Regions from separate parts of the Homo sapiens genome. Here region 1 is linked to region 2. Evidence: chromatin loops called from intact Hi-C (ENCODE). Cell type or tissue: OCI-LY7. All regions are shown on one strand. Links, peaks and the distances in the headings refer to the core of each region. The heading gives the core; the rest is flanking DNA. Region 1 has its middle 110 kb from the start of LINC00299. Region 2 overlaps LINC00299 (long intergenic non-protein coding RNA 299).

Evidence for each region. Hi-C counts contacts between places; a loop is a spot of excess contacts. Peaks named below come from ENCODE experiments on the same cell type or tissue, not always from the same donor. Only the 100,000 strongest peaks of a DNase experiment are listed, where the experiment ranks them.
Region 1: it touches region 2 in a loop (2.8-fold over the local background); 2 of 110 quality-filtered maps call a loop at or near these places.

Annotation. Positions count from the first base shown.
Region 1 is chr2:8,426,403-8,443,077 of GRCh38, reverse strand. No RefSeq gene overlaps it. Among named protein-coding and RNA genes, the nearest start is that of LINC00299, 110 kb to the right of the region's middle. RefSeq lists an enhancer at 2,178-2,677. In OCI-LY7, for the core only: no CTCF peak of the experiment used is centred there; DNase peaks (open chromatin) are centred at 4,367, 6,917, 7,547 and 10,107; H3K4me3 peaks cover 2,480 bases; H3K27ac peaks cover 2,208 bases.
Region 2 is chr2:8,228,193-8,244,867 of GRCh38, reverse strand. All of the region lies in intron 7 of LINC00299 (long intergenic non-protein coding RNA 299), which reads left to right. Among named protein-coding and RNA genes, the nearest start is that of LINC00299, 92 kb to the left of the region's middle. RefSeq lists an enhancer at 14,820-14,999. In OCI-LY7, for the core only: no CTCF peak of the experiment used is centred there; DNase peaks (open chromatin) are centred at 9,987, 10,397, 10,747 and 12,767; H3K4me3 peaks cover 2,892 bases; H3K27ac peaks cover 5,270 bases.

The sequences.
Region 1 (16,675 bases), core at 3,469-11,468, 200 kb before region 2:
TATTTACTGCTCTGTGATTTTTTTTTTTTTTTTCCCAGAAAGGGAAGTAAAACTTTCTGAGTCTTACAACTCTTAAAATATCTTTATTTTCCACTGCCCCACTTGATTGATAGTTTGGAATGTAATTTTAGTTTCAAAATAATTTTCCCTTATAATTTTTGAATGCTTTATTCCTTTGTCTTCTAATATTACATTCTACTGATAAATCTGAGGCCGAGTTACTTCTTATTCTTTATAGGTTTCTTTTTTCCTTCTAGAAGTATTTGCAGTTGTTATTTTAGCCTTGGGGTTCTGAAATGTTAACAGGACATATGTAGGTCTTTTTTAAACGCCCTTTAACTCATCCTTCCTGGCACTTTGTTATCTGCTTCTGGAGATAGATTAGGTGATATTGAACCTTCTGGGTTTAGCTTCTCTACATTTTCATTTTCCTTTCATATTTTCTTTCTCTCTGTCTTTTGCAGCTTGTGCTGTTGGTCTTTAGTAACTTGGTCTTTAGCTGTGTTCAAATTTTAATTAACCTGTATACTGAATGTTTAATATTCACAAATAGATTCTAAATTGCCAAGGTACTTTCTTGTTCTCTGCTTCCTCCTTTCCCCAAGCAGTGAGTTCTTTGGGGATGGCTATAACAGCATAGCCAGTCTCTCTGACCATGCCAGTTACATCTTTTTAAAGTTGTTTTCTGTCCAATAATTATTCCTCTTTTCACCAGGGTCAGTTGTCCTGTTTCTTTATCTAGACTTCTAACAATTTATTTACTTATTTTCTTCAAATACCTGATGGTTTTGGGTTGAATCTATGAATGAAGAACTATGTTGGTGAGCAAAGGGAGTTGATGTGGTTTCCTTTGCAAATGTGTGGGTCTCTAAAGCAGAACTGTCTCCCGCTGGCTGGAGGGCTGCCTGCAGGCTCCATGCACGTGGGCAGTTCTTGGGGACAGATGTGCTTCCCCAAAGGTGCTAGAGCAGAGAGCAGGCAGGTGTGGGACCTCCCACAATTGCCACTTTTCCCAAATTATCCCAATTCCTCAGAGTGTAAAAACATATCAAGTAAAATAAGGGTAATTTCTTTAGTTGTCTTGTAATGAAAATGCACGTATTAACTGAATTTTATCCTCTTTTATCATTGAGGGGAGAAGGCAGCAAAGCACCCCAATACGAAGAGATGAATGATAATCAAGGAATGAGTGAATTTGTCCAGTCGCGTAAACATTGACAGAGACAAAGCAGCATCACACTTCTTCATTCACGATTGCAAGTCCTGTGGGTCGTTAACTTTTTTGTTGTTATTGATGTTGATGGTGTGATAGGCTGGGCCATTCCCACAACAGCATTGCTTGTTTCGGACTCTTATTAGCTTGATCAATGCGATCGCCTCTTCCTACTGATCCTCCGTGCCAGCGTCTCCTCACTGTGTTCTGAGGCTCCTGTAATCTCTCCCCATGTCAACCACTGCCTCTGTGCTGACAATTCTCCATCTCTAACCTCGATTTCTAGGTGGCCTACCTGGTTGGGTGGTCCAGACTTCCACGCCTGAGAGCCCGAGCCCTTGGTCGTCACGTCCTCCTTTGGCTTTGGCTGCTGCTCTTGTCCATTCACCATCAAATATGGATGAAAGAGTCCAAGGCGACACCTTGATGGATCTCCTGAGTGCCGAATGGAGTCAGTAGCTTCATTGTGCAGTAGCTTCATCCTCCTGAGAATCCCCCTGCGATTCCCCAGGTTGGCAGTTCCTTTCCTTGCCTACTGGATGCTTGCTGCAAGGGGCCCAAAGTGCAGACATGGGCCCCTTTTGGGAGCACAGATTCCTGGAGTGGGAGTAATGGTGTGGTCACACCTGCATCCAGCCCATTGTTTCGGAATCCACGTGTTCTACCTGCTGGGGACACAGTACTATTTGATGATCATTGATTTTGCCGTGTGCCATCTTTGCAGTGGATCAGCTCCAAGCTGGTGTTTCAGCTACGTTTTTTTTTTTTTTTTTTAGATGGAGTCTCACTCTGTCACCCAGGCTGGAGTGCAGTGGCGCAATCTCAGCTCACTGCAACCTCTGCCTCCTGTGTTGAAGCAGTTCTCTTGCTTCAGCCTCCCAAGCAGCTGGGATTACAGGTATGCACCACCATGCCTGGCTTTTTTTTTTGTATTTTTTAGTGGAGATGGAGTTTCACCATGTATTTTGTATTTTTTAGTAGAGATGGAGTTTCACCATGTTGGCCAGGCTGGTCTTGAACTCCTGACCACGAGTGATCTGCCCACCTCCACCTCCCAAAGTGCTGGCATTACAGGTGTGAGCCACTGTGCCCAGCCTCAGCTACATCTTTCAAAGACAGTTCCATGGTTTTATCAGGCCAGCAGCTTTCTGGATGGTGGTAGGACCCAAAAGGATGGCCACGGATTTCATGATCCCATGCTGTGCCACCTCTGTTGCAAGGTCGGACACTTGGTCTGATGCAATGTTTTGTGGGATCATGTGCTGGCAAATCAAACATGCCATGGGCCCTTGGGCATTGGAGCTGGCTGAAGCCCTTGGGCAGGAAAGGTCAGGCTGTAAGTGAATGATGATTTGATTCTAGTCAACAAATTGCCTGTTGTGTCAGCACCATGGTGGCAGTGATAGGGGCTGGCAGCAGCTGGCCAGTTGCACACTTGGATGCTTAGTTCTTCCCAGTGGTGCTTGCGCTCTGGCGGGTGTGAACACGCTCTGCACCCATGCCCAGCACCCATGATGTGCTGCTCCCATGAGCTCGCTTCAATCTTCTGATCTTGCTTTCTTCTCCCAAGCAGCCTGCCAGGTGTCCCACATGAACGCAGCCTGTTCTGGTTCTCCTTCCTGATAAGAGTGGAAAAGAATGCATTCACCCGGTATGGGCTGCATTCCTGGGCCACAGGCCACCAAGCTCACCTGCACCAGGAAAGCTGCTCCCCACCAGTTACAAACAGCAACTGCCTGATCGAGTTGCAGATGTCCATTGTCATCCTCTAGGGTCTGTCGGGATTTTCTAGGGCCAGACGTGAATTAAATAGGGGTGTGCTGGGTGCAGCCCTCGCATCCTCTAGGTGTTTAATCTCTGGCATTTCCTCTGGGATGTGATATTATTTTTGATTTCCTGCATTGATGTGTGTGTCTGGGAGTGGGGGGCCTCCACTTGAACTTCCCCATGGTGGTAGTTCCTACCACCGACTCCTAGGAACTAATGTGGCAGTTTTACCAATTTCAAAAGTCAGTTTGAATTCTACATTTGGAGGCTGGGGAAAGGGCTCCTGGTTGGGTCTATGGACCCAGGGGAGTCACTGTGAGCTGGGTTTGGTTACCTCTTCCTTCAAAACCGGCCCCTGCACACCTCCACTCTAACAGAGGGTTCAGGACCAGGCCTAGGTCCCTAGGTACCAGTGTCGCCTCAGATCCTGTGCCCAGTGGTCCTCACATGGCATGTGTCTCTTTGTGGACGATCTGGGGGAGAATGTTTGTACAGACACTGCTGTGATGGGGGAGAATGTTTGTATAGACACTGCTGTGATGTTGGAGGGTCCTTCCTCCCGGGGCTCACCCTCTCCCTCAGTCAGTGGGTTCCAGGTCTGAAAATGAGCTCAGCTCCAGGGCTGAAATGTAGCTTTCTATTGGTCATTTTCCTGAAGCCTCTTGACTAGTTTCCCTTGAGAAAAGCTTTTGCTAAGGGTGTGTGGATTGAGAGGTGCCCTTTTCTCCTGCTATATATCTACCCTTTGCAGATGGGGTCAGGTGCTCCAGCTGCCACTCTGGGCTTGATGCCCTGTGTCACTGTGCCTACCTTGCTCCCTGCCAAATGACACACTAGCTTCTGTTGTTGTGGGATTCCATTGGCCTCCTTTGCATTCAAGAGTCCAATTCTGTAACAACAGCATAGCCGCCCCGCTTGTTTCCGCAGGCTCCCTCTCAGCAGTGCGTTCTTTATCTAGCTGGTAACTGGCATGTTCTCTGGTTGAAGGGCGTGGCTGGCTTTCCGAGCTGATGTGCTGGACCTGCTCTAGAGGGCATACTCCTCTGAGCCTTTCTGTCCCTTCCTTCATGGGCAGGAGGGCGGCCCAGGCATTTCTGCTTAACTTAGTATGGACCTTTGCTTCCTTCAGGCTCCTAGGAGCCCTCCTAGAGCACGTTAGCACTGCTTAGGGGCCTTGCCAGAGTTTACAACCCTGGATCATGGAAGGGCAGGCCCACACTGATAAACTCTCCCTATTCCAAGCTTAGGTTCTGACCGTCTTAGTCTTGTACCCTCAGAACCCAGCCCCACACATTCTCCTGGTTTCTGCCCATGCCTCTCCATGAGGTCTTGCAGCTTCTCTGGGGGCCTTTCTTCCTGTAGCAGGCACTTCCTGCACTTCCCCATCTATGTACTGCTGTGACCTGAACCTCATGATCAGCCCGGTTAGCGGGAGGGGAAGTGGGGGCAGAGGCCCAGGGGTGCATGCATCAGGGAGATGCCCACATTGTCTTGTGGGGCAGAGCTTCTGCAGCAGGGGTCCCCAGTCTTTCTGGCACCAGGAACTGGTTTTGTGGAAGACAGTTTTTCCATAGACTGGGGGTGGGGGGTGGTTTCAGGATGACTCAAGCACATTACCTTTATTGTACAATTTATTTCTATTATTATTACATTGTAATATATAATAAAATAATTATGCAACTCACCATCGTGTAGAATAAGTGGGAGCCCTGAGCTTGTTTTCCTGCAACTAGATGGTCCCATCTGGGGGTGATGGGAGACAGTGACAGATCATCAGGCATTAGATTCTCATAAGGAGCATGTGACCTAGATCCTTTGCCTGTGCGGCTCACAACAGAGTTCGTGCTCCTATGAGAACCTAATGCTGCTGCTGATCTGGCAGGAGGCGGAGCTCAGGTGGTGATGCTCACTTGCCCGCTGCTCACCTCCTGCTATGTGGCCTGGTTCCTAACAGGCCATGGATGGATACTGGTTCATGGTCCAGGGGTTGGGGACCCCTGCCTTGCAGCATTTTTCAAGTGGGGGGAGCACTAGCCTTTAACAAGGAGGAGAGAGACCCTTCTGCAAGGCCAGAGTGTTCTCACAGTTGTTGGGGGGATGTTGACCCGGATGTCCCCATCCCAAATATTAGAGTCCCACTCCTTTACAACCAGGTCCTCAGCTGGCATGGCAGACTTGTCAGGGCTGAAAGTTCAGCCATCTCTGGAGCTCTTCTGCCCTTGTAATTCAAGCCTAAGCCAGCTCTTCAGCTTTTCCTGCCATCTGGCTGAAGGAGATGTGAGCCTACCTACTTATATGCTGCCAGGAAGGTTTTCTGACTCACACGCTTCACCTGAGGTTGGTGATTAATAACTCTCAGGCTTTCATTGTCTTTCTCCAATAAATGATGCCACTTAGCAACGGCCATTCAATTCCATTATCCTTGTGATGACCACTTCCCCAGAACCTCTCCAGAGTCTTAGGCATTATACTCGTGGTGTCTGTCCAGTTCCCCACTGGTGGAAGCTCTCACAGTTGCACACCACAGCCTGATGGGAGCCTCTGGTATTCCACCTGCCATGGTGTTGGGCCTTATTGCCAGCTGTGCATGTTTGGGGGGTGAATGCTGTGCTCTCCAATGCCAAATTCTCTCTCGATGGCTATTTATAGATGCTCTGTAATGGATCAGGCACTCTGGGAATGTGATGGGGATGCCATCCTTCACTTCTCAGTTGAATGAACAGCACATGATGCACGTGCGTTCTCTCTGCATTGATATTAATCCATGTCTGTGCGTGTATACGGAGGTCAGGGCAGACACCTGTCAGTGCCGGAGATGGTAATCCCACTGGGAGTGACCAGGGCTCTGAGAAAGACCTAGGAGCCTTCACAGTCCAGAAGAGAGGAGAAACTTAGGCCGAAAATCGACTCATTTTAAAAGGCAGAAGTGGATAAAGACTTACTTCAATGAAGATAGAGAAAGACAAGATTTGAAGATCTGGTGAATCAATAGCCTTTTTGTTGCATAGAAATTTATATTTTTTCAAGATTTCTAGAAAACATACAATAAATCCTTTAATACTCACCATCAAGCTAATAAAGCTACACTATTCGGTATCACTTTGCCCTGGAAAAGACCTTGGAATAACTTCTTGAGGGGTTTACCATGACACCCCCAAACCTGTCTGTTCTACCATCCCATTCCACTTCATTTCTTCCTGCCTCCTTCCTTTCCTCCCTCCCTTATTTGCCTCTTGCCTCCCACCCTCCCTTCCTTATACATTCATTGAGGGCCCACCCCAGCCCAGGTGCGGCTCTGGTTTGGGGATCACAAAACTGCAATGGTCTGTTTGGTCCTTTCCCAGTGACCTCGTCAGTGAGAGGATGGCTTCTGAGAACTTGAGATTTCCAGGCCCCATTCGGCCATGTTCCTTCTCTGATGCATTTGGGTCTCTTTAGATGAGTTTCTCTGCTTCTATAATGGATGAAATAATACATTACATCAATTTCAGGAGCATTAGTTAGTATTTATAAAGTGTGTTGAACAAGCAAAGTATTCACCAAATGTGAATTTAGATTCGAACACGTTTTCTTGAGTTTCAGTGATTTCTAGCATGTTGCCTGGCAAGGCATCTTAGTTATGAAATGTTACCACCTGCATATATTTTGCATACATTTCCTCATATTAAAAAAATCTCATTATGGAAAACTCATAGTTTAGAGTTATCCTTTACACAGGAAATCACAGAGAAGCATGCAGGCCTGGCGGCTGTTTTTTAATGCAAAAGTCGATGCATATAGTAATTAATCTTTTGTTTACTGAAACTTTCACATTCAAAATGTTTAATTTTCACATCCAAACTCCCTGCTCTTTTGTGCATTGAATGGTGGTACTGTATTTCTAATTACTCAGCTTAAATGCAACTTCTGAATACTACTTTTCTCTTCACTTCCTCTTCTAACAAAGTGCTCATGAAAAGGCAAATTTTTATTTCCACTGGTTTTGACTTCCATTATGTGGGGTGGTCTCTGTTTAGTTCTCTGCTCTCTTTTCAACCTCTTCTCTATGTCTGGACAGCTACGGGGTGGAGACAGTCCACTCAAGATTTCTACCAGCAAGGATTCGCCTTTATAACCAATCCTTTCATGCCAGATTTCTAAAAAAATAATAATAAAAATAATTTACAAAAAGCCTCTCTTGGGAGCAGCTGTCAGGCCACACAACTTATAATTACAGGGGGAATATCTGAAGCTTTCGCTGCACTTCCACGTGGTTCCTGGGGATTTCTTCTTGGTCATGTTGCTTTAATTAAGTGTGGTCATCCCAGCAATCTTGCATTAACATTCTTGAGAAAGTAATGAAATAAACCAGGCATGGATGGGGTTGCCTGACTCAAGTGTTTGGCCCATAGAAGGAAGGGATGATAGTTTCTGCATCTTTAAATTGCTAGGGTTTTGCATATGTGTGGGGTTCTGTTGTGAACTGGAGAAACAAAAGAACGAGTGATTAAAAGAATGGATGAGTGGATAGAGGTGTGCAGTAGACATTGTTTGCATTAACTCCTCATCATAGCTGTACAGATGCAGGTGTTTGTGTTTCTTGACCACCCCGCCCAGCACTTCCTCCATTAGGTTAGAATTTTATTAAAATCTGGACCTTCCTTCCTCCCTTCCCTTCCTCCTTTCTTTTTTGCTATCTCCTTTTCTTCTTCCTCTTCTCCTCCTCCCTCTTCTTCCTTGGATCAGGTTTTCTGTGAGCCATCAGCTTTACAGCTCCATGAAGAACTCTCTTCTCTCATTAACTATGTTTTCCACCCTTACCTTTATATAATATCCCAAAGCAGGGCCAACATATCCAGGGGCTCAATGCCTCAGGCCTGCACACTTTCAGGGACCTATGAAATGTGTTAATGCTTGTGTTTTGAATCAGAAGATTAAAAAAAGGAAACAACAGATGCTGGAGAGGATGTGGAGAAATAAGAACGCTTTTACACTGTCGGTGGGAGTATAAATAAGTTCAACCATTGTGGAAGACAGTGTGGCGATTCCTCAAGGATCTAGAACCAGAAATGCCATTTGACTCAGCTATCCCATTACTGGGTATATACCCAAAGCATTATAAATCATTCTACTATAAAGACACATGCACACGTATGTTTATTGCAGCACTGTTCACAATAGCAAAGACTTGGAATCAGCCCAAATGCCCATCAATCATAGACTGGAGAAAGAAAATGTGGCACATACACCATGGAATACTATGCAGCTATAAAAAAGGATGAGTTCGTGTCCTTTGCAGGGACATGGATGAAGCTGGAAACCATCATTCTCAGCAAACTAACACAAGAACATAAAAGCAAACATCGCATGTTCTCACTTCTAAGTGGGAGTTGAACAGTGAGAACACGTGGACACAGGGAGGGGAACATCACACACTGGAGCCTGTTGGGGGGTTGGGGGTTAGGGGAGGGATAGCATTAGGAGAAATACCTAATATAGATGACAGGTTGATGGGTGCAGCAAACCACCATGGCACGTGTATACCTATGTAACAAACCTGCACGTTCTGCACAGGTATCCCAGAACTTAAAGTATAATAAAAAAAATTTTAAAAAGGAAACGTTAAAGAAAATATCTTACTATATAGTATTAACATATTTCTCTTTATACCAAGACATAGTAAACTAATTTTTAATATTATTTTACATAGGAAGGGACTCCTGGAGGCAAAGGTGCCTAGAGTCCACCAAAGCCATAATGAGACCATGTCCTGAGGCTTCATGTATTTTGATGCAGCCAGTGGGGCTCAACTGTGGCTGGACAGTAAAGTCACCTGGGGAGCTTTTGAATAAAGCCCAGGCTCACACCATTCTTTGGGATTCTGAATGAATATGTCTGGGGTGGGGCTGGGGCACTGGTTATTTAAAGCTCCTTAGGTTATTTGAATGTGTGGTCAGGACTAGAAACTAGTGCTCTAGATGCTTCTCTGACTCCATCTTGTGCACCAGTCACCTGGGAGCTTGCTGAAATGCAGTCCCTGATTCGTTGGCCTGGGGGAAATGGCCAAGACCCTGCACTTCTGACAAGCTTCTCGCTATGGTTAAGGCAAAGCTGCTGCTTCCTGGCCCACCCTTCTGCGGCAGGGGTCTGGAGTATGGGATCTGCACGCAGCGTGCAGGCTCTGGAGCCTGAAGGAACGTAGCAGCTGCTATTTATTGACCACCCACTATTTCCTAGTCACTAACTATGCTTTGCACACCGTTTCTCATGTCACAACCACCTCGTGAGGGAGGTAGCCTTGTCTCTATTTTACAGGTGAAATAATTGAGGTCCAGAGAAGTTAAGATGGGAGCCTAAGAATCCCCGTAAATGAAGTGGTGGTGCTGGGACTCAAATGAGGCCTGAGAAACTCCAAGTCCATGATCTTCCCCAGTACCAAGCCACCCCCAACAGCTGGAGTAGTCTTCCTTCCAGAGGGCAGTACTTACAGAGGCCTTCCTTACAGAGGGCAGTACTTACAGAGAGGCCTTCCTTCCAGAGGGCAGTACTTACAGAGGCCTTCCTTCCAGAGGGCAGTACTTACAGAGGCCTTCCTTCCAGAGGGCAGTACTGCACACCTGCACCTGAGAGGTCAGGGCATTCCTGCCCATGGCTCAAAAGAAAAAAGAAGCACAGCTTAAAAAGAGTGAAAACAGGCCAGGCACGGTGGCTCACGCCTGTAATCCCTGGCCTTTGGGAGGCCGAGGTGGGAGGATCACTTGAGCTCAGGAGTTTGAAACCAGCCTGGCCAACATGATGAAACCCCATCTCTACTAAAACTACAAAAAAATTTAGCTGGGAGTGGTGGCGCATGCCTGTGATCTCAGCTACTCTGGAAGCTGAGGCAGGAAAATTGCTTGAACCTGGGAAGTGGAGGCTGCAGTGAGCCCGTATCCCGCCACTGTACTCCAGCCTGGGCGACAGAGCAAGACTCTGTCAAAAAAAAAAAAAAAAAAAAAAAAGAAGTGAAAACATAAAAGTTAAAAGTGAAAGCAAAAGTGCATAGTTATATTACTTTTGATTTCTCCTAATTCCAGCCTCTCTTGCATCCAAATGTTCGATTAATCTCCCTTACATTGCTCTAATAGCATCTTTCCCCTGCGCAAGAGGAGTCTCTATGCTGATCACATCCTGGCTAAAGTCTGACCAGTGATCAAGGACCTGCACTATCTGGCTTTACCGCCATGTAAACTCACCCACATTCACTCACTCACTCAGTGAACATTTGTTAAGTATCTACCTTGATAGAAGACTCCTCCATGTTGGAACTCTTGTGTTGTTGAAGGAGCCAGTGATGTTTGGATGAGCAATAAAGACACATAACTTATGTATTATCGTATATTCATTCCACGTGAAACTTAATTTTCTTGTCATCATTTTAGCAACATAACAAATTATATTGTTATACTTAAGATTTCCACAGAATTTGGGTTCTGGTAACAGTAAAGATCTAAAGGATTAAAATATCAAATACAATTGTATTCAAGATATACAAAATTTGAATACATTTTCATTAAAATATAAATTTAAAAATATTTTAATTCAAGACATTAAAGTTATTTCTTTTCCATGTATGTTTTCAAAAAGTTATTTTTCTTTCAAATTGTTTAACATAATTTGCTCAAAAGTATACGTTATAATTAATACATTTCAACGATTAACATCAAATTATAATAATACAGGTGAAGTTTTTAGTTACTTTTGAAAAATAAATACCTTATTACAGTTTTAATAGCAACTCCTTGCAATTCTAGTGTTCAATAGTCCTTTGGTTGCCCATGTAAAAGATTAGTGTCATGTTATATGCATATGATGTCTATATCCACCTATCTATGAATGTGACAGTAGTATGAATCATTTAATGTTGCAGAATGTTCCTCAGTCACCATCTGCTGCAGACACCATACCGATTTGTGTATATCTCTGGAACCATGAACTGGAACATGAGTAGAAGCAAGGACAGGACAGTTGGCACCTCTAGGGATCTACGGTAGAGCTGCCCTCTGAGAGGGAGGATTGGAGAGAGGCATCCCTCTGTCTTTCCTCTCATCTAATTGTTTCCACTGTTCATCTTTTGCAGTGCTCCTAAGTGGCATCTGTATCCAGCCTTCAGACTTTCATGGCCATTGGGTACAGTCTTCTTTTGTTTCAAGGACACAAGTCTAATTGTGTGAAGAAGCCTCCCCGGGCCTGAATGGCATTAGTCATGAGAGCAGAGGATTGAGGATGACCTATTAAATTTCCTTTAAAAAATTACTCTTAAATTACCCAAATTGGGTGGCTTAAAGCAACAGGTATTTCTTTGCTCTCAGTTCTGGAAGGCCACAGTCTGAAATCACTTTCACTGGGCTGAAGTCAAGGTGTTGGCAGGGCCACACTCTCTCAAGATGCTCCAGGGGAACTCTGTTCCTTGACTCTTGCAGCTTCCGGAGGCTGCATTCCTTGGCTCCTAGCCACACCACTCCAATCTTTCCTCCATGGTTGCATTGCTTCCTCCCCTCCCCTGTGTGTCAAATCTTGCTCTGCCTCTCTCATAAGGATACTTGTGATGATGGCATTTCAGGCCCACCCTGATAATCTAGGATAATGACCCCATCTTAAAATCCTTACCTTAATTGCATTTGCAAAGTCCCATCTAAGGTAACATTTACAGGTTCTGGGAATTGGGATGTACATATTTTTTAGGGGGGGCATTATTCAGCCAACCACAGATGAACCACACTGTGTCAGTGCTGAGTACCAATCATGAATGACAAGGCATTTCCATGTATGTTCTTTATATGTAAATTTGTTTGCACTTGTGACATGTTGTTCCCTAATGCATGGGCCTAGGCAGGGGCTCCTCTTCTTCTCTTGCGTGTCTCGTGGGCAGTACTGGCTAAATGGGTCACTTTATGGTGAGTGCGTAAAACAATGGCACACGGTAGGAGCTGAATGAGTGCTAGCTCTGACAACTGTGACTGTGTAATGTGGTCTGGGCCCAGCTGTTGATGGACGGTCTCAGGCAGAGGGCCTTGCCAGGTATCTCTCCTTTAGCTGCTTTCAGCCCCATCTTGGGACCACAGGTTACGTGGCTCTGCTTTCTTAAATACCTCGGGGTCTTTGGGAACTGGGAAACTACCAAAGCTTTTCCACCTCTTATGGGAGACTCCTAGGCCCACGCCCAGAAGCCCCAGAAGGCTGTCCTGGGCCCAACTGCCTGGACATGCATCTCCCCTAGGGCTCTGGGCTCCTACTGCTCACTGGGACCCCCTGGAGGCAAACCCAGGTCCTCCTGATGCTCAGATCTTCTGGAAACACCTCCAGCGTCTGCTTCCAGTTGTCTGGACCCTCTGGCTTCCCCTCTGGTTCTCTTCTTTCTTGCCCTGTCTGAGAATCTTTGTCTAGTCCCAAGCTACTTTTATGTCTGCTCTCTGAAACTATTATCTCTTCTATAAAGTCCAAAAGTGTATTTTCATTTTTAAAAGTCCAGTAATTAGCTCTTTTCTTTCCTTCTGCATTACTAAGGCAGTGCTCCCTCTAAGGCCAGGGCTGCGTCCATGTCTGGCTACTCAAAACAAGTCAGGGCCATGAGAAATTTGGAGAAAGCCCCATTGGTCAAACTGGGGGATTGATGGAGAGAAACTGTGCCCTTCCGTCATCACAGTCATGGGCTTGACTTCTGTGTCCCACTGCGGCCTGGCCTTTTCCCACGTACTGGATCTCACCTTCTCCCACTAAGCTTCCATGCCACTCCACTCAGCCCAGCCAAGCTGCTTATAGTAGTTTGAGTGGGGTCTTCTGTTACCTCTGCTTGGAAGGCCCATCTTCCAACCACTTGCTTTCTACCCCCAAAGAACTAGCTTTAGCTTCTTTGCTTCTGCAAAATAATTGATCTTACTTCCCTTTGAACCACCCCTGTATATGTCAGAACCAAGCAGAAAATGTAAGAAAAAATATCTATGTTACAAAAGAAACAAAAGTATAACAAATTTGGAGCAAATATAACAAAATGATATAACATCTTCATGGGGAAAATGATAAAAGCCCACCTGGAAGGACAAGAATGGAGGGAGACATACGGCATTGGTGGATTGAAAGACTTATTTTTGTAAAGCTGTTGGTCTTTCCAAATAACCTGTAATTCACATGCAATTTAAATCCAAGTCATTGTAATTCCTTTATTCGTACGTCCAAATGAAATTATAAAAAATGTGTATAGTAGAATAAAGGCAAGAATAGCCAAGACGATTATAAAGGAAAAGGATAAGAGAGATTTTTCTCTATCAGACATCAAGACATGTTATAAAGCAATAGGAATGGAAGCAGGATGAGCCAGCACAGGGGTGGCCAGGCAGGTGGAGGAAGAGCACACAAGAGACACATGTGGGAGTTTGTGATGTGAAAGGGAAGCTTGGGAGATGAGTGCAGTGGCATGGACTATTAATAAATAATGTTGCTATCACTGTCTTTGCTTATGGACAAAATAGATCACCATTAACTCAGACCACATACAAAACAGACATCCCAGGAGGACTCAGTGTCTAAATTTGAAAAATAAAAAATGTAAAATTACAGAAGAAGATACAGAGGGAACTTTCAGAAACGAGACGCGATTAGCCAATATCAATATTTAAACTCTCTCCATGATCAACGACTCTATAAAAATGTTAATTTTTAACCAATATCAAAAGTTTAGGACTTAACGTATGTAAAGAACTACAAGTGAAAAAGAAAAAATGCAGTGGAAAATGGGTAAAGGATATGAAGTCATCTCATGGATGAGAAACACACAGCTGCTAGTAAACATACACATAAATGTTCACTTTTACTTGTATATCTAAATTGCATATGAAATCAAGATACCAAAACTTAAAGTCATGAGGGAAGTTGGCAAACATTTAAAGTATGATTGTGTCAAGTTTTTGCACAAATACGGGCATTACACGTTGTTGGAGGAGGTTTAAATTTGCAGAGCTACTTGGGAGAGCAATTTGACAATATCTGGTAAAACTAAAAACATGCAGGCCCAGCTACTCTGCAATATCATTTCTAGGCATACAGTTTAGAAGAACATTCCAACAAATGCATACAAACTCATGGACAAAGATGTTAATTGTAGCCTTGTTTCTAATAGCAAAATATTTGAAATAGCCTACATGTCCTTTAATAGAGAACTGGATAGATGACGTGTGGTATTTTCATAAGATGGAATACTGCACAGTATTAAAAGGACAGAAATAGATCTGTATACGTCAACATGAATAGATACTCAGAACTATAGTGATAAGTGAAAAAACAAGTTGAATAGAACTTTGAGTGTGATATTCATGCAAATTAAGCACACACAAAACAATGCATACATAGATGGATTCATATATATGCATGTGAACATAAAAAGGTTAGGAGGGAGGTTGTTTCAGAAAAGAAGGTGAGGCAGATAAGCTCGATAGTCCTGGAACTGGTTGAAAAGTCACTTCTGCTTTTTTTTTTTTTTGAGACGGAGTCTCACTCTGTCACCCAGGCTGGAGTGCAGTGGCGCGATCTCGGCTGACTGCAAGCTCCGCCTTGCAGGTTCACACCATTCTCCCGCCTCAGCCTCCCGAGTAGCTGGGACTACAGGCACCCACCACCATGCCCGGCTAATTTTTTGAACTTTTCGTAGAGACGGGGTTTCATCGTGTTAGCCAGGATGGTCTCGATCTCCTGACCTCGTGATCTGCCTGCCTCGGCCTCCCAAAGTGCTGGGATTACAGGCATGAGCCACCATGCCTGGCACACTTCTGCTTTATGTGTGATTAGTTCTCTACCCTTATCTGTTTTTCTCCCTCCTTCCTTCTTTCCTTACTTCCCTTCTCTCTCTTTCTTCTTCTTCCTCCTCCTACTTTAATAGATACTATATCCATATTACTTCTGTAATTCAAAATGTGTATACATAAAAAGATTTGATGCAAATTAGAGAAAATGTTAATAAGGTCATCCCTTGGTATCCATGGAGGATTAGTTCCAGGATCCCACAAGATACCAAAATCCTCAGATGCTCAAGTCCCCGATATAAAACTCTGTAGTATTTGCATATAACCTACACATGTCCTCCCCTCTACTTTAAATAATCTCTAAATTACTTATAATACCAAATACAATCTAAATGCTGTGTAACTAGTTCTTATACTGTATTGTTTAGGGAATAATGACGGGAAAAAAGTGTACATATTTAGTGCAGATGCAACCATCGTAGTTCTAACTACATTTTTGATCTTGGGTTAATTAAATCTGTGAAGATTTGGGAACCCGTGGGTAGGGAGGGCCAATTGTAATTGTTAATTCTGGATGTTGAGAATATGAGTGTCTGTTCTATTACTCCTTGTACTTTTTAGTATTTTAAACTTTCCTAAAAATAAGTAATATATACTCGTAAAAATTCAGAAAGTTAAAAATATACATAAAGGATCCCTTGAGAAAATGGGACAGTATCTTGGAATTTCGTTGACCTGGAGTCCCCATTCCTGAGTTTCCATTCTGCTCACTGCTGTCCTCTAAATTAGTGTGGACAGCTGCCCTGAAGTGAGGTACAATTGTTCCTCTCGGTGACTCTGTGCCATCCAAAGTGCATGGCTCACTATCATCTGCCATAAGCTGCTCTGCCCAAGGGCGACCACAGCCCCTGAGAATTAATCCATCCTGCCTCCAACAGATGTCACACGCCCAGATGTCCATGTGATTCAACCGGTTTCTGTCAAATCCCTACCACATGCCAGGCACCCAGCTGGAAACAGCAGTCCAAAGATAAGTGAGACTTGGTCCCTGCCCTCAATAAGCTCACTGTCTGGGGTAGCATTTCTTGGACTGGAGTAATGTAGCAACTCCTTTGAAAAGGGGGAAAAAAAAACCAGTCCCCTGGTGTTGTTTTAAATATGTTCTATTTGTGCAAAAACACAACTAGGAGTCAACCTCTGTGTGTAGTCCTATACGTCTACAAAACTAGAGAGTTTTTCTAATGAAGTATGCACCAAACCCAAACCCACTGCCGCTGGAGTTTACGATGATGCTTTGTTGACCCGGCTGTGTCCTGGTGCTGGTGGCCAGGCCAGGCCCGGTGAAACCAGCCTCGTAATCTGCCCTGTCTCTGGAGACTCACTTCTCCCACCAGAGTCCTCCATGTGAACTTCTGTGAAGCTTTCATTCACACTGTGCTTTGCGAGGCCATCTGACCTTTTGCTTGGCTCAACTTCACTCTTTGTGTATCAAGTCGCCTCTATTCTTTTCTCCTAGCCTGCATCCATTAAAGCAGAATTCCACGGTGCCAACACCCCCATAAGCACAGACGCAAACACAGGCACTAAGACGGAGGTTTGTGAGGAAGTGAACTAGGCGGTGCAAGATAGGCATAGAGCAGCGTTTCCTCTAAGATGCTTATCACGAGGAAAATAGTCAACTTTTAACTTTCCAAGGAAGAGCTGCAGATTTGAGAATACTTCCTGGGATCTGAGTTTGAGAAACACCAATCTAGTGACTCTATCTCACATTCTCTGAGTCGATTCCCGTTTCCAACACTCTGCTTCCTTGTCCATGTGCTTGCTATGTGACACGTCTCAGAGGGTTTCGAGAACTGCAGCCCAGACCTGGGTTCTGAGCACCCATCTCGAGTCACCTGTGCTGTGCCTTGGCCTGCGTTCTTCCCTTCATGTGAGTGCTTCT
Region 2 (16,675 bases), core at 4,998-12,997:
TGGCCACTGCTGGAGGATCTGGCTGGGGCCTGAGAGTGGGAGGAGACCAGAGGAGGAAGTGGCTCTTTCTGACTAGAGTGCCCAAAGTCTCCACTGCTAAGTGGCATCGGGGTTCAAGTTCAATAGCAAAGGGGGTGCCACCTGTGAGACTAAGGCCTGGCCAGGGAGGAGCCATCCCTGTGCTGGGAAGGGAGAGGTTGGTGGGAGGGTGTCTGGAGCTTCCATACTGTATTTGTAACAGGAGTAAAATCAAACTTGGTCCAAGGGGACATTGCAGCGAGCCTGTCAGTCTCTACCCCTGGCATTGTTATCGAGGGGGGAAAGAATGGCTATTTTAAAGGCTGGCTGAAGTTTGTGCTCTTGGCTTTAACACTGTGGCTCTTGGTCACTGGGACCCTTTTAAAACGAAGGTTCCTAAACTCCCGCTAAAAAATCTGTAATCCAGTGGGATCTGCATTTTAGTAGGCACTCAAAGTGATTATGATGTGAGGGGTTCTTTGCAAACCATTTCCCAGAGCCCCCATGGTGAGGACACATTATTGGACAATCTGTGAAGGAGCCTTTTGGTTATTTGATCAGATCATGGTTCTGGGGGAGTCTAGTTTGGAGTGGTTGAGACCAAGAGGATGTAAGTGTTTTGCATAGAAGGAAAACAGGAACCTTCTTGGAGTAGACAGGTTGTTCTGCTATAAAGTAATTTGCATTTTCTTACGGGCAAATCCTAGAAATGGGGATTTCAGTTGAGAATTGTGGTGGGAGGTAGGATAAGAACTCTAGGGGAAAAAGCTTGCTGGCCGCTGCCAACAGTTTGGGACCACAGCCCTGGCGGGGCCAGCCAGGGTCCCCTCTGGAAGCTAAACTTCAGCAGCAAAGACATGGGGTTTTATTTCTGGTCTGTACAGCAATTCTCCTCTTTTATACCCAGCCCTTCACTAAAGGTCTGTTACACGTGACAGTACTGGATGAGGGAAGTCTGAGAGTTAAAGGCCTGGATCCCTGCTTACCTGTGGAGCCGAGTGGCAGGGAAGATAGACATAACTGAGATGGTGTGTTTGTTTCTTGAAGCTGCCATGACAAAACTCCACAAACTGGGTGGCTTGACACCACAGAAATTCATTATTTCAGAATTCTGGAAGCCAGGAGTCTAAAATCAAGGTGTTGGCAGGGGTTCACTCTCTCTGAAACCTGAAACCTTTCTGAAGTGGACCCAGTTACTTTCATTTTAGGGTGAAGGACTTTAGTACGATGGTCAAGACAAGAACCGTGGAGTCAGAATGCCTGCATGCAGATCTCATCACCATGGGTAAGTGGCAAGAGCTGGGCGAAAGGCTAATCTCTGGGGCTGTCCGTGTTCTCATGTGTGAAGGAGAATTCTCTGTTGTCTGTTCCAGCTTCTGGTGTTGCCGGCCATCCTTTGCACTCCCGTCTTGCGGCTGTGTTGCTCCAGTCTCTGCCTCTGTTGTTACATTGCATCTGCTGTGCATCTATGTCCACATTTCCCTCTTCTTATAAGGACAGAGGGCCCATCCTAATGACCTCATTTTAACCTGATTACATCTGCAAAGACCCTATTTCCAAATGAGGTCATGTTCACAGACGCCCGGGGTTAGGACTTGAACAGATCCATTTTGAGGGCACACACAATTCAACCTATAACAGAGGGCTAGATGTGAGACGGTGCCCCCTCCTACCCTTCACTCTGTCTCAAAATCTTTAGAAATATTTTGATGGAGACTAAATTCCTGGTAGAAATATCAGCAATCTCTGAAATGACAGTTTGGGTATTTTTTCCAGAATATTATAAGACAAGGTGACCCCAGATGAACTTGGGCCCACTCTGGTTACATACGTGTCATGAGTGCTTAGTGAACTGTGTGTCAAATGAATTACCTAACTTCATTTGTACCATGGCCAACTCTGTGTCATCATTGCAGGATTCAAGTCTGGCTTGTCTGGGGCCAAGCTGAGTTCTCCATGCAGAGAGGTACTTAATAAAGGCTTCCAATGTTTGTGCAATGAAATGAAAGATCTGCGGGGCTGTTAGGTTCTCAGACAAAAAGATTGCTATGCAAATTCAGAGCCTCATTATTTCACCAAAGGTTGAAAAACTAAAAACAGATCTGGTAGCATAGTCCCCTTGGTTGGCAGGAGCAGTGCTTTGGACCCGGGTCACATTCTGATGTCTCCTTGATCATAAACACCTGGTTCCCAAAGCGTCCGCAGTTTGTTTCATTTTTAAAGACCAGGATGGCAAATTTAAAATTCAAATTCTTTTGAACAGCGGAGAGAATGTAGCTATAAAAGTGTTTCAGACCACAGTGTTTTAAATGAAGGTTAATTTTCTGATAAAATAGGAAATGAAGGAAAAATTATCTCCCTGCACGCAAGCATGGTTTAGAATACTATAGCTCAATTAGATGTTCTGATTGTGCAAACAATCAGCCTCATGTCTTGTTAAACTTCTCTTTTTCAAATTATGAAGCTTTTCTATACTAAGATTAGCAGGAATATTAAGGGTAGAACAGATAAAAGATCCATCTGAGCCAGAAGAAAAATTATAACTTAAGAAGTCTCAAAACGAAATGAACTTCCAAAAATCCCATGGTGTGTCCAACATTATTAAAAAATTGTCCAGCATGAAAATTAACTCCTAGACTCAGAGGAAAGAAGTTATTATTCTTTGCTTTAAGATACTGAGTACATTTTACTCAATGGAATTTTGCTTTGCACATACAGAAATACGTTATACATCATGCATGTTAATCAGACCTATGCAAGATATTGTTTGCAAAGTAGTTTTGGGGATACAGGGTGTTTACTTCACAGGGGCTGGGTTCAGGGGAAAGGGAAGCAAAGACCATTAGAACGTCTTACGTTTTGCTGCAAAGCAATTTTGATACCATAAGTTTTTATAAGTATATGACTTCTGATTTATTCTCAAGCATTTATATTTAACTTTCACTGGGTTGTATCCAGAGCAAAGAGCCATACAGTCATTTTGTGCTGCGTGCGTCTTTTCTACTTTCAGGGCTTGTAGTAAGGTTACAGAATGTGCTGGCACTTCCCAGAGTTTGTCTATTAAGCGAATGAGCGATGCATCATCTTGGTGAGATATTTGGTCCATTTCGCGCCTCTCTCTTCTCATTCCCGCCCTCCACATTTGTTTCCCTGTAGCTGGGCCTCTCCTGTTCTGATGGCAGCCGTGCATCCTGGCCACATCTACCTAGGTGGCTTCTCCTGGAATTTCTTCTGGTTATCCTTCCAGCCTTTGTGTCAGCTCTGAGGCCACATCTTTCAGGAAGCTCTATCTGCCCACCAGGCTCCCCACTGCTGGGTGGCTCCTCCCTGCTTCCCTGAACGTTCTGGACCTTTGCACAGTTCTGACCTTGCTGCTTCCTGGCTGTCTCCAATCTGAACTCTAAGCTCGATGGGTGTAATGTGTGGGTTGGGCTTGCTCTGGTGTCTCTGGCAGGTGGCACCAGGCCTGATATGTAGTGGGTGCTTGACTGCTGTCTGTTGCTCTTAGAAAAAGTAATAATTGAGTATATTTGGGAGTTCCCAGAGGAGACACACAGAGACTCTCCTTTGAAGATGAGATACACTCTTATAAAACCTGAAAAATTTGACCCTAAAATCTCCCTAGAACTGAGAGGGCTATGCAGAGGTTGCCTGGGATGAAGGTTCATTACACTATGATTCCCAGGTTAGGATGAGGGTTGAGGGGATGAAGACATTTTAGGCAGATAAGTGGCCAGGAGTTTAGCAGATTTCATCACTTTATTTGGGCCAATGCAGTGAATTATTGAAAATAATAGTGGATGAGACTTTATGTCATCTCAGAAAAGGGAGCTAAGAAGCACTGTCCTGTGTACTTTACATCAATCCATCATTTTCTGAGGTGGATTCAGGTATTAGCATTTTATTTATTTACGTATTGAGTTTTGAGAGGAAGACTCACTCTGTTGCCCAGGCTGGAGTGCAGTGGTGTGATCTCAGCTCACTGCAACCTCCACCTCATGAGTTCAAGTGATTCTCCTGCCTCAGCCTCCGGAGTAGCTGGGACTACAGGTGTGTGCCACCATGTCTCGCTGATTTTTTTGTATTTTTCATTACAGATGGGGTTTTGCCATGTTGGCCAGGCTAGTCTCGAACTCCTAACTTCAGGTAATCTACCACGTTGGCCTTCCAAATTGCTGGGATTACAGGGGTGAGCCACTGCATCCGGCCAGGTACTTGCATTTTAGAGTGAAGGACTTTAGTATAATGGTCATGACAAGAACTTTGAAGTCAGACTGCCTACGTACAAATCTTTTCTCCATGTATAGAAGGTAAGGGCCAGGCACGGTGGCTCATGCCTATAATCCCAGCACTTTGGGAGCCCGAGGCAGGTGGATCATGAGGTCAGGCAATCGAGACCATCCTGGTTAACATGGTGAAACCACATCTCTACTAAAAATACAAAAAAATAGCTGGGCTATGCCTGTAGTCCCAGTTACTTGGGAGGCTGAGGCAGGAGGATCACTTGAACCTGGGAAGCGGAGGTCGGAGTGAGCCGAGATGGCGTCATTGCACTCCTGCCTGGGTGACAGAGCGAGACTCTGTCTCAGAAAAAAAAAAGAAGGTCAGATCTAGGAAAAGGGCTCATCTCTGGGTGCCTCAGTTGTCTCATGTGTAAAGTGGGATTTAAAAAGCACCATGAAGTTGTAGTATAGCTGAGATGGATGATATAAGCAAACATTTAGCATAGTGCTTAGCAAAGAATGCTCAGTAAATACCTTATTCCAAATTGAGAAACTGAGCTTCAGAGGACTTCAGCTCCTCATGTGATCATTACTCAGCTAAGGAGGAGAGACTGGGTTTTGAATGCAGATTGATCTGTCTTACAAAAGATTGGGGTTTTCCTACTCTACCGGATGGTTTCCCTGGAAACCCACTGCCAAGCCTTTGTTATGTGCACCGCGGTTTGACATTAGTATGTGTTCTGAGCCTTCTTTTGACGCCTGCATTTTGCTGCAATGAATTTAGGGATTTCCCCCAAGTCATTTTGCATAATCAAGGATGGCCTGGATGTTGTCTCATCAGAGCCACCTGAAGACCATGGACATTTTCTTGGAAACTGAAACTATAGAAACTATATGTTATTGCTTCTAACTTCTTAGTTTTCAAAAGACATTCTTGGACCCGGCTGCAAAGTCCTATAAATTAAATTGAAATCAGCCACATTTATGATAGGGTTGTTACAAAGCTGTAAGTGTTCTGAATTTATGACTCTGCTCACATTCAGCTGTTCACTGCTTCTGCTTCTAGGTCTTTCTATCCTGTGTGGGACAGAATTTATATTTGTGGGTAAGATCATTATAAATCTTTTATGTACCGCAAGTGCAATTTCAAATGTTTGCAAGCATGCAGAACTAGGTCCATGAGATATCTGCTATATTTCATGGATTACGGCTTTGTCTCAGTAGTGGGGGAAAAAATATCCCTCAAACCCAAACCCAAACATTGAACTTTGTAACTGGCCACTAACTCTCACTGAAGAGGAAATAATTGTTGGTGAAGCTAAACTTCGACTCTGTGGATGTTGCTTTAAAATTCTCTTCTTTTTCATGTTTTAAAAAATAAGTCCCATGAATGACCATCTTTCCAAATGTCCCTTCCAGCCTTCTAGCTGAGTTCAGTGAGAAAGGAACAATTTGTCTGCATCAGAATTTCATGTGTACTTTTGCAGCAATCAGCATTGAAAGTGAGGACACAACTGAGCAGCTGGCTGGCTCTTTCCTCATTATTTTTTGGAAAGTTGACCCTGAACTTTTGTGTCATCGAAGTCAAACTGCCAAAGAAAATGTAGATATCTGGGGAAGTCTTTAAAAAAAATTATTGTGAAAATGAAACGGTTTTTGTATCTTTTGCAAACGGACAGCTGGAGACCCGGTGCAGCCACACTGGGGACTCTGGTTTTCCTGTCTCTGTGAGCTTTAGGGCGGCAGGGTGAGGCATCATGGCTATTCTGACAAGAAACTGGGAATCAAACACACCACTTGAGTGATGCAACCAAATTAAAAGGGAAAAGAGAATATAATGAAGTATCATTAAAAGCAAATAATGAGATAGATTTTAATATGCACAAACATTTTTTGCTGACTTGGTGCTTTGGAGCACGAGGCTGTCGATTTTGCTGTGTTGTCAGTAGGAAATGATTCCCAAATTAATCCAGGCAACAGAATCATCTGGAGGAACTTTAAAAAAATACACATTTAGGGCCCCATCTCAGACCCACATCAGAATTGCCGTGGTCACAGCTCATGTCTCTGTTTTAAGGAGATCTGTAGACTGGTTTGGGAAACTGGAGCATAGTTTTATGGTCACACTTTCTCTGTATCTTTTTGAAAATATGTGCAGATTACTTTGGAGTTACCCTTTTATAGGGGAGAATTCTAGAGTAAGTTGTGCTTTAGGGATTCTCACCTCCCTTCTATACATAGAAAATTGAACCCCAGAAAGGTTTGCTACTTGGTCTAGGTTGCACAGCTGCTGGAGGCAGTCAGGATTTGAACCCAGGCCTTCAGTTGCCCCACCCAGGGATCTTTCAGTCCTGCTCTGTGATTTCTGTGATTTCTTAGTCCTGCTCTGAAGCAGCCCAGTGGACTATAGTGAATGCAGACAAGCCCTGCAGGTTATCGAAAATTTTTCAGTTTTCTAGGGAAACACAGTGCTACTCAACATCTGTCAGGCAGTGTGTGGACTACTAGTTGAGATGGTTCAGTCTCAACAGTGGGTCCTGCTGTATTCCTTTTAATAACATACCTTTGCAAAGCTGGATTTTTGGAAGTGGCTTAGATAAAAAGTCCCTATTGTGGAAAAATCAGTATGAAACTGGAAATGAGAGTAGCAATGTCCACTCTGAGTCCAGGGATTGAGAAGTTGTGTGGGGCCCTAAGGATATATACAGCTATTAGTAAATAACTATTTTAGAATGAAATAAAAATGGCCTCTTTTCTTTCAATTTGTGTCTTATTTTTCAAATGGCTTCTAGCTTCCTAGGACATACACGCTTATAACCGAAGAAGTACTTAATAAGGGGAACCATTAGAAATTTCTTTTGGCACAAGGGCACTGTGAACAAATTACAGAGATGCTAGGGCACTTTGAGCAAAGAAAGTTTGAGAACTGGGTCATGCTGCCTTCCACTGCACACACTGAATTTTTACTTGGGCATTCCAAAGCTTTGGCTTCATTGGTTTAAAAAAACTAACAAACAGATGACATCTTCTCTTCTCTTGGTATCATTGGCCTCACCATTTATTTCATGTCGCTTAATTGCAGGCAAATCTATTTATGAATGTTTCAGATGACAGTAGTTTTTGTGACAGCAGCAAAACTCCTGAAAATGAGTTTCTCCTGAAATGAGGCTGTATTCAGAGTTCTTGGAGGAGGAGCAGGTTGCTGAGAGCACGAATGAATAGAGGGCAGTTCATCTAGCCAAAATATCTGCCCTACTGCCTGTTGGTCTACCATTATAACCCCATTCCTATGCGTTCTGCTGATAGTAGGGTCTTCAAGAAACTCCACAGAAATGCAGAGGTTTCTTGGCAGCCAAATCTTGGTAAGCTTTAGTTGTTACTAAAGAGTCAGACTGGAGGAAGAGGATGCAGTTTACCTGATTCTGGAGGTAGAAAATTCCAGGAGGGTGTGGGGCTCAAGGGTTGTCCCCCTAAAGGTTTGCAGAAAAATCACTACCATGAGGCAGATTAACAGGAGAAAAAGCGTACACATTTATGTCACATGTATACACGGGAAACTTCAGAATGAAGCCCCAAGCCCAGATGAGGTACAGAAGCTTCCTGAGGTTGCAAAAAGAATGTGGACTCAGAGCATGGCCCCAAACAGGTTATGGTGGTAAATTAGGATTTAGTGGAAAGACAGATTGTGAGAAGGAAAAGGAAGACGCCTGGGTGGCAAAGGTGACCTTAGTATGTAGACAAAGCCTCTCAGGTAGTAGCCCTCAGAGAGAGTAGATGCTGCTTCTTTTCAGGCTTTTAAAGGTGACAGACTCTCAGTTTTTCTCCTAGATCCAGGAAAGACCTAGAAAGAGAAGGCCTGGCTACATCACTGGAGATTCTCTACAGATGCAAGTTTCCCCCACCTCAGTCTGCCTGCCCTGCAGCAGCCATTTCAAAGTATGGGATAAAATGGTTTGATTTCCTTCAAGGAAAACTCAAATGGAAAGATGGACAGCCTGCTTATGGAGCAGTTCTACCTATGAGTGGTTGGCTTTGTCATAGGGAAGTAGCCACATACAAGGGCCATAAAGCTGAAATAGCCACATGCAAGTGTTTGAAGGGGAAAAGCAATTGTCCTCATGGAGAGCTCTGATTCTGGAGCTAATTCAGATTTTGCCAAACGATTCGTTACACTTTTTAGTTATCTTGTTTAATAGATAAAAACAACTTTTTCCACTTACTGTTTTTACCTTTCTTGAAGCCTTTTTTTTTTTTTTTCCTGGTCTCATTTAGTTTTTGCCACAACCCTTGGGAAGTAGGAGGTCAGGGTTATCCTTCCTGATCTTAACAGACAGGGACCAGAGCGGGTAGATGACTTGAGCTGATTAAGGAGGAAAAGCAACAGGACCTTAGACTTGGTCCCTTAGTCCAGTGCTCTTTCCTCTGCCACCTCTTTATGGGTGTAAGAAAATGTTAAAGATGAGTGTGATTATGAACTTAAAAGATAAACAAACACTGATTCTGGGCTCTAACGAAGCTAGGGGCCATCGCCCAATGCTGCAGTCACAGTCAGGGCCCTTGGTTCAGCCCTCATGCTCCTCTAACGCCCGTTACCTTTTTTCCTGTTTTTTGTTTTGTTGTTTGTTTTGGGACAGGGTCTCACTCTCTCTCTCAGGTTGGAGTGCAGTGCACGATCTCTGCTCACTGCAACTTTCATCCTCCTTGCTCAAGCCATCTTCCCGCCTCAGCCTCCCGAGCAGATAGGACTATAGGCAAACATCACCAGGCCTGGCTAATTTTAAAATTTTTTGTAGAGATGACATCTCACTATATTGCCCAGGCTAGTCTCAAACTCCTGGGCTCAAGTAATCCACTCACCTCAGTCTCCGAAAGTGCTGGGATTACAGGCATGAGCCACTGCACCCTGCCCTTCCCCATTACTTTGACTATTGCTATTTATTTATCACCTATTGTGTACCAAGCATATTGCATCTTCCCTTTTAGGTTCCTTAAATATAATCTTAAAATGTGATCATTGGCACAGAATTCAGCTTTCTGAGTTACTACATTTCCCAAAACATGAGGTTGAAAGGGACTTTCTTCACAGAGGCAGGCAGTGTGTCTGTCTGTCTGTCAGAGCTATATGGGCTCTCCCAGCTCCACAAGGTCCTCCCCATTTATGTGCCCTACAGGTGTAAAATCAAAGGAGGGGCAAAATTGTTTTGTTGTAGGAGAGACGAGCACATGAAGGAAATGTCTGCACAACTGGAGTGCCGGGAGAACAATAAAGCCAATCCCATAGAGAGGAAGCACACAGGGTGTCTCCATGTCTCCAATGGAATAAATCATCTGCAAGGGCTGTGGTTAATGTTCGGTCTGAACGAGGACCACACAGCTGGGACACTCTGTACTTTTGATCTGGCCTTTCAAGCTTGGGTGATGCCAGGAAATTGCATTTAATGGACTGAATGAAAGCTGCCGTATAGAAAACGAGAAGAGATTATTATAAAAACAATAGAGACCATTTCACCGCCCTCACTGCCTCACACCTGTTTTTTGCGTGGGGTCCATGAATCTGGGCTTTGGCAGGGAGACTGGGACTCCGGGGCCACAAGGCCACAGCCTGGTCAGCTTGTGGTTAGAGACTTTCTCTGCACTGTACTGGCTGTGTCAGAGAAGCACGACGTATGTGCCTGCATTGTCTTCACTGGGCAAGTCATTTCAGTTGCAGGAAGCCATGCACCTGCACTTCTTTGCCTTGAAAATAACTAATCTGCGGAGAGTGATCAGTCAGCCTTGTCAGAGCTCAGTCGTTTGGCTTTATGCTCATGGCCGCACCTGACCCTTGGGCACTGTGGGTGTATAAATAGCCTCAGAAATGGTGCTGCTCTCAAGCCCTGTCTTGCAGGACTTTACCTGTAAAGGAAAGCTTTACCTTTTCATGACAGGACTTGAGAGCTTATTTCAATAAAAGAAGAGGGAGAGAAAACCATCCTACATCCCCTGAACATGGAAACATTTCAACCCTGATGACCACTGGTTCCCACAGTGGTCAGAGGGACCTGAGGAAGAGTTTCCTTCCTTCCTCTCAGTGTGGAGCTGACACCAGGGTGGAATTTCCATAGAACTTACAGCACTGGGGGCAGGTGCAAAAGCAGAAGGGTGTAGAAACAGCTGCTTTGACTGGAGAGAGGAGAAATGCTTGTTAGCTTCCTATTTCCATATGACTGTGTGTCATCAGGGCTGACATGTTTCCGGGACAGAAATTCCCTCTTGTGAGAGAAGTATTGACATGAAATAGTTCCCCAGGATTGGGGCGAGTGTGCTGATGATAATAACACAGAGGTGATTTGTTGACACCATATGCAGTGCGTTGGTGCCCAGCTGTGTTTGATCCTCAAGGAATTCTTTGACATAGAGAAAGCAAGTGTCAATGTCATGTCCCATTATTCAGAGGGCAACGCCGAGTCTTAGAGTATTACAAAGCAGGTCAAAGAAAGGTGGATTTGGAGTTGAAGGGCAACCAGTTGATAGCTGCACAGAGGCTAAGTTACATGACCAAGGTCCTTATCTGGTAGAGACAATTGACTTTTGGCATCTGTGAGTTCTGCACAGAGTACTACCTATGGGTATTTAAATCTTCAGATGAAGGTGTACTTGATTACTCGCTCAGCTTCATAATTTACCCTTCTTTAAAAATTCCTGGGCAAATAGCCACTACTATAAAAAGTCCCCCAGCCTACTCTGGATTACAATTTCTGATGAAGATCTTTTTCCCTTTCATGTGCTTGGCCAGATATGTTTGGGGTAAACGTTATGAAGGTATTTACTGATTGGGCCCTGCTATTTTAGGGCATACGGAAAGGGAATGAGCCTTTTTCCCTTCATCATATTCTACTGGCATATAGTATATAAAAATTGAAAAGCTACATTAAGAAGGCACCATTGGCTGGGCGCAGTGGCTCACGCCTGTAATCCTAGAATTTTGGGAGACCGAGGCGGGCGGATCATCAGAGGTCAGGAGTTCAAGACCAGCCTGATCAACATGGTGAAACCCTGTCTCTACTAAAAATACAAAAATTAGATGGGCATGGTGGCACATGCCTGTAGTCCCAGCTACTCGGGAGGCTGAGGCAGGAGAATCGCTTGAACCCGGGAGGTGAAGGTTGCAGTGAGCTGAGATTGCACCACTGCACTCCAGCCTGGGTGACAGAATGAGACTCCATCTCAAAAAAGAAAAGAAAAAGAAGAGGCACTATTGTAGGTACTGAAAAATGATTCAACAACACATCAGGCCTGGTCTTGGCCCTTGCTATAGAATTAATATGGAAACAGTTTGGGTGTGAAAAGTATCTTAGACTGATGGACTCTGTCATTTTCCCTTCTGGGCATCAGTTCCCATTTATGCATCTATGAAGGTAAGAGCAGCTGCCAACTCCCAGTGGTTTCACACTTTAAAAGTAGATAGGATGCCTATTTGTACAAAGGCCAGTTGGGTGTTCTTATTGCTCTCCAGACTTCCACATGGTCATTCAGTAATCGAGCTGGTAGATGAAGAAAGAATTGAAGAATCTGTTCACATTTCATTGGCTGCAATGAGTAACATGGCCATACTTAATTGCACATCAGGCTGGTGAATACATACTAGTTTTGGCCAGGAAGAAGGGGAAACAGATTCAATGAACAATTAGTCAGTTTCTACTACTTCACTTTTGAAAATGAGGGGTTGGAATAGACCTTTTAAGTACCCTTTTAGATCTGAATTCAACTACTGCAAGATTCTAAGATTTCTGCCCTTCATAGCCTAATGACTTTGTGTGAGCTGATCTGTATATGGCATCACAAAGATGAAGTATATTCTCAGCAATATAAAAAATGAACAGTACTAGAATGGTGAAACTGGACAAAAATGCTTCTATCAAAATTGTTTAGTGAGCCCATACACATCAATGATCAATAAAATATTTTAAAGGGATTAAAAAAACCCAGGCAGCCATAGTGAAATAATGGGGCCCAAACTTACTATTCTGCTCTAAACAAGTAGAAAATTGAATCAACTCTATGAAACAACTGTTGTCAGACCCTGGAGTATAGACTGCAGGTAACGGAAACAAATGAGGTGAACCAACAGCCATGGATTCCCGCCTGGAAGCACTTTCTCAACCTCAGTGTAGGGAGAGGATTCCAGGCAGAGAATGGTGGTGTTGCTGAGCTGAGAAGACAGAGACCAGGGCTCAAGGTGGTGGAGATGCTGGAACTGGTGGGACAGGGTACTAGAAGGAGCCATGCAGGGAAAGAGTGCCAGAGATCTGTGCTGGTTTTCTCTTGGTTCCCTTGCTGATCACTAAAGTGAACATGCAGAGGATGAAATTCCATGATGCCAGGCAAGAAGGACAGGGAAGATGTAAAGTCTGTGATTCCTAGAGCTGGCATAGGTCTGGGAGATGTTCAGATTCTATCTAGCCAAAGTCAGTAGGCCTCACTGAATGCTTGGGGCATTCAGAGATACCAAATGCGTCATGCCTCAGTAGTAGGTCATAGCTAGCCCTAGAATAAGTGCACTTGAAAAGAACGTGTATTTTTAGTTGTTGGGTGTAGTGTTCTATGCATGCTAATTACATCACATGTTTTTGTATTGTTCATATTTCCAGTGTCTCTACTGATATTTATGGCTGCTTGTTTCATCAGTTACTGGGGTGTGTTTCACGGTCTTTAACTGTGATTGTGAATTCATTTATTTTGCCTTTAGTTCTACCAATTCTTAAATTTATATATTTTGAGGTTATATTATTATGTGTGTTCACATTTAGGGTTGTTATGTCTTCTCGTTGGATTGATCCTGTTGTCATAATGAAATGTACCCTTTGGTATTTCTGTGATTAGAATAGCTTTTTTAAAATTAATGTTTACATGGTATATTTTTTTCCATTTGTTTATTTGAAACTTTCTGTTTTTTTATACTTACGTATGTTTCTTATAAGCAGCATATAGTTGGATTGTGCTTTTTGTAAATTCAGGCTGATGATCTTTGTCTTTCACTTATGGTATGTAGTGTTTTTATACTTGATAAAATTATTGATTATTTGACTTGAAATCTATTATCTTGTTAAATGGATTTCTGTGGCATTTGAGTCAAAACTATGTTTAGGTATATTTAGTAAAGCGTTTAGTTTACCCTAATCAATGTAGTAGAATCATCCTTTTAAAGAAGAATTATTCATTTTAATTTGTGAAACGGAATATGCTATTATTAGATGGCATTTTATCCCTGATGATTGACAGGTGATTATACTCTCACATAAATATATACCCCTTTGCATTGAAGCCTGTTGTTTGACTCTGTCCAATGCCTGCTCCTATCCCATGGAGTCTGCCAGTCTACTCTAGGCGGGGTGGGGTTCCTTCTCTTCTGTCTCTGCCCTCACATCTCTTCAATTATTGCATCTCATTACCTCTTGGCAGAGATCATGTCCTATCACTCATATCTCAGTCCCTGATACAGAGATGGTTCTTCACAATTTTTGCTGAATAAATGATTCATGCAGGGCAAGTTTTAGATTGACTCCAATGTCATGTGCTTTGACAGAAAGAGTATTAAAGATCTGCTAAGGTGAGGAGAGGCCTTAGAAGGTCTAAGACGATCCTGAATTTCTCATTCTTCAAAGGATTCTTAAGAAATTTGGGTTAAGCCAGGGATTGGACTGTTCTCTTTTGTTGACTCAAGTTCATAGATGAGGTCAAGAATCAAATCAGTCTCTTCTTTGGTAATGATAGACAATTAGTTTGGGAAAGACTTTTTTCATGAGTCTTACCCATCATTTATCAATTTTAAAGTCTATGAGTAGCTTTGAATACAAAACTGCATGTGAAAATCATTGTGTCTACTATTGAATAATTGACTAATCTGTCACTCACAGCTCCTGAATGAGGTTCCTGTCTAATTGCACCTGCCAGTTACTGATTGCACCTGCAATTAGGCAATTGTGGGGGCAGTTTTTGTGTTTCTGTTTAATTGCCTGGGCCAAAACGGAGAGTACCTTTTACAAATCTGGCCTATTATCTCATTGTGAGCCTTTGCAAATACAAGGTGACCCCAGGAAGAGATGGAGAAAATATATAGTTTTATTTGCTGCACACCAATTAATGTCAGTAATCTAGTGCCAACATTCCTATACTTTTCTGGTTTAGTAAGAAATTTACATATATTGGAATCCATCAATATCCCAGAATATAATTTATACTTCAATTTGCTACTATTTTATTATGACACACATATCAAAAGTAGTTCTAATTCCTAAAAAGTTTCTATATACATTATACTTGTTAAAGAACTTTTCAAGTGGTTACTGAGGTTCTGTTGTTCATGAGGAAGAACATAAGACCCCTTTTGTTGTTGCCTTTTTGGTCTTATTTACTGTCTGGCAGATGCAGAGATGTGCTGTTCAGATTCCCTTTAAAAAATGGACTTGCTGGCTAGGCACGGTGGCTCACACCTATAATCTCAGTACTTTGGAAGACCTAGATGGGAGGATTGCTTCAGCCCAGGAGTTTAGGACCAGAATGGGCAACACAGTGAGATAGCTAAATTTTAAAATTAGCTGGGCATGGTGGCTTACACTTGTAGTCCCAGCTACTTAGGAGGCTGAGGTGGGAGGATTACTTGAGCCCTGGAAGTTGAGGCTGCAGTGAGCTATGATTGCGCCATTATACTCTAGCCTGGTGACAGAGCAAGATCTCAAATTAAAAAAAAAGAAAGAAAGAAAGAAAAAGAAAGAAAGAGAAAGAAAAGGACCTGCTTCCTGAGGCGTAGAGTGTGGCTAACTCATAGTCTCCAGCTGCAGCTGCTTGGAGGTTTGCCTCAGCTTTGCTGAGTCATGCTGTTCTCAGGGCGGCCCTACCGGTTGCCCCTGCAAAGTTGTGGTAACAAGAAAGAACCGACTCTGCCCCACATGGGACTTCTCAAAGACAACCTTAGCCTTGGATCTCCCTGGCAGAGACTTTGTTTCATCATTTGTCGTTGCTCTCTGCCAGCTACCCTGCCCAATCCTGCGTCCTCCCTTTTCTTGCTTAATAGGTGTCGGTCTCTAACAAAGCGAATCGACTCTCAACCTCCATCTGGGCATCTGCTTCCTGGAGAATCCAATCTGCAACCACCATCAAGTAAAGATAAATTAGGAATAGCTCAGAGGATGTTTATTTTATTGAATTATTTCAGACCCAAGGCTTCTCTCCAAAAACTGTTTTCAAGGAAATCTATTTTTCTGTGAGATTATATAAGAACTGCCTCTTTTCTATTTCTTTGTTTTCATTCTTTTTTCTCACCACCAATATCAAGGGATACCATGTGTAAAATGATTTAAAGAATGCATGTTAGTTTAGAATCTAAATTTCAAAGGATTTAAGTTTCTACTTCAGTAATAATTATTACTATTTATAGGGATTAACTCTTCCACACATTTCTAAGTGAAATAAAAGTTAGCTCTAAAGAAGTACTACAAGTTGGAAGAGACATTTTACCTTTACGTTATCACATCATCAAAGCAATGTGGCTTTCATTTTATAAATCTTATTAAGTTTGCTTGCCTTTTCATATTAGCATTTATTACGATGCTGGATAATGTTACTTGGCGAAACTTGTACTTTCTGTCTGCCAAAATCTACATTACAAGATCTACATAAGCACCATTGTACGTAGTGTTTTCACACTCCCAAGAAATATTAATGTTTGGGACTTGAGAATAAGAAGCTGGAATTCCTGAGAATTCTAGGGAATCCCTGAAATTGTAAGTTAGTCTTTATTTTTTAGTAATATTTTATATAAATATTTTAAATTAATTATAAGTGATCATACTAATAAATAGTAAATCATTTTTAATAGTGCTATGATAAAACTTTCAGAAACTTTCTGCAAACAAAATATATGATAGCAAATGCATGGTTTATTATGATTATGAAGTGATGTATTGCTGACAAGATGAAATATTTTCATAACTGCAAGAGTGATCTCTTTTTGATAGAACCATTCCATAATAGAAAACATTAAGAGAACTTTAACACAAAATATACGCCAAATAAAAATTATTTAAAAGTGGAAAGATATTATCAAAATATTAAATATCTAAAAGTTGCCATTCTTAAAAATAACATTTTAAAACACTCAAAACATCAGTTGCCATGTGCAATAGTTTTGATCCATGTTTTGTAACAAATACCTAAGATGCACACAGTTTTTTTCTATTTCATGTCGAGTTGGTCGAATTATAAATGTGCCTCCAAAAGCACCCTCAATTTGATTATTAGGGGGCATGTTGCTTGTCTCCTATTTTAACAGTGAAAATAGTTTGTCTACTGGTCCTCATTTTGGTTTTGCCTTCGAAAGCCATCTTACTTTTGCTAATCTGAATTTCATATCAATTTCTGATTTCATGTAGAAGTATTCCACATTGATGTCTTAT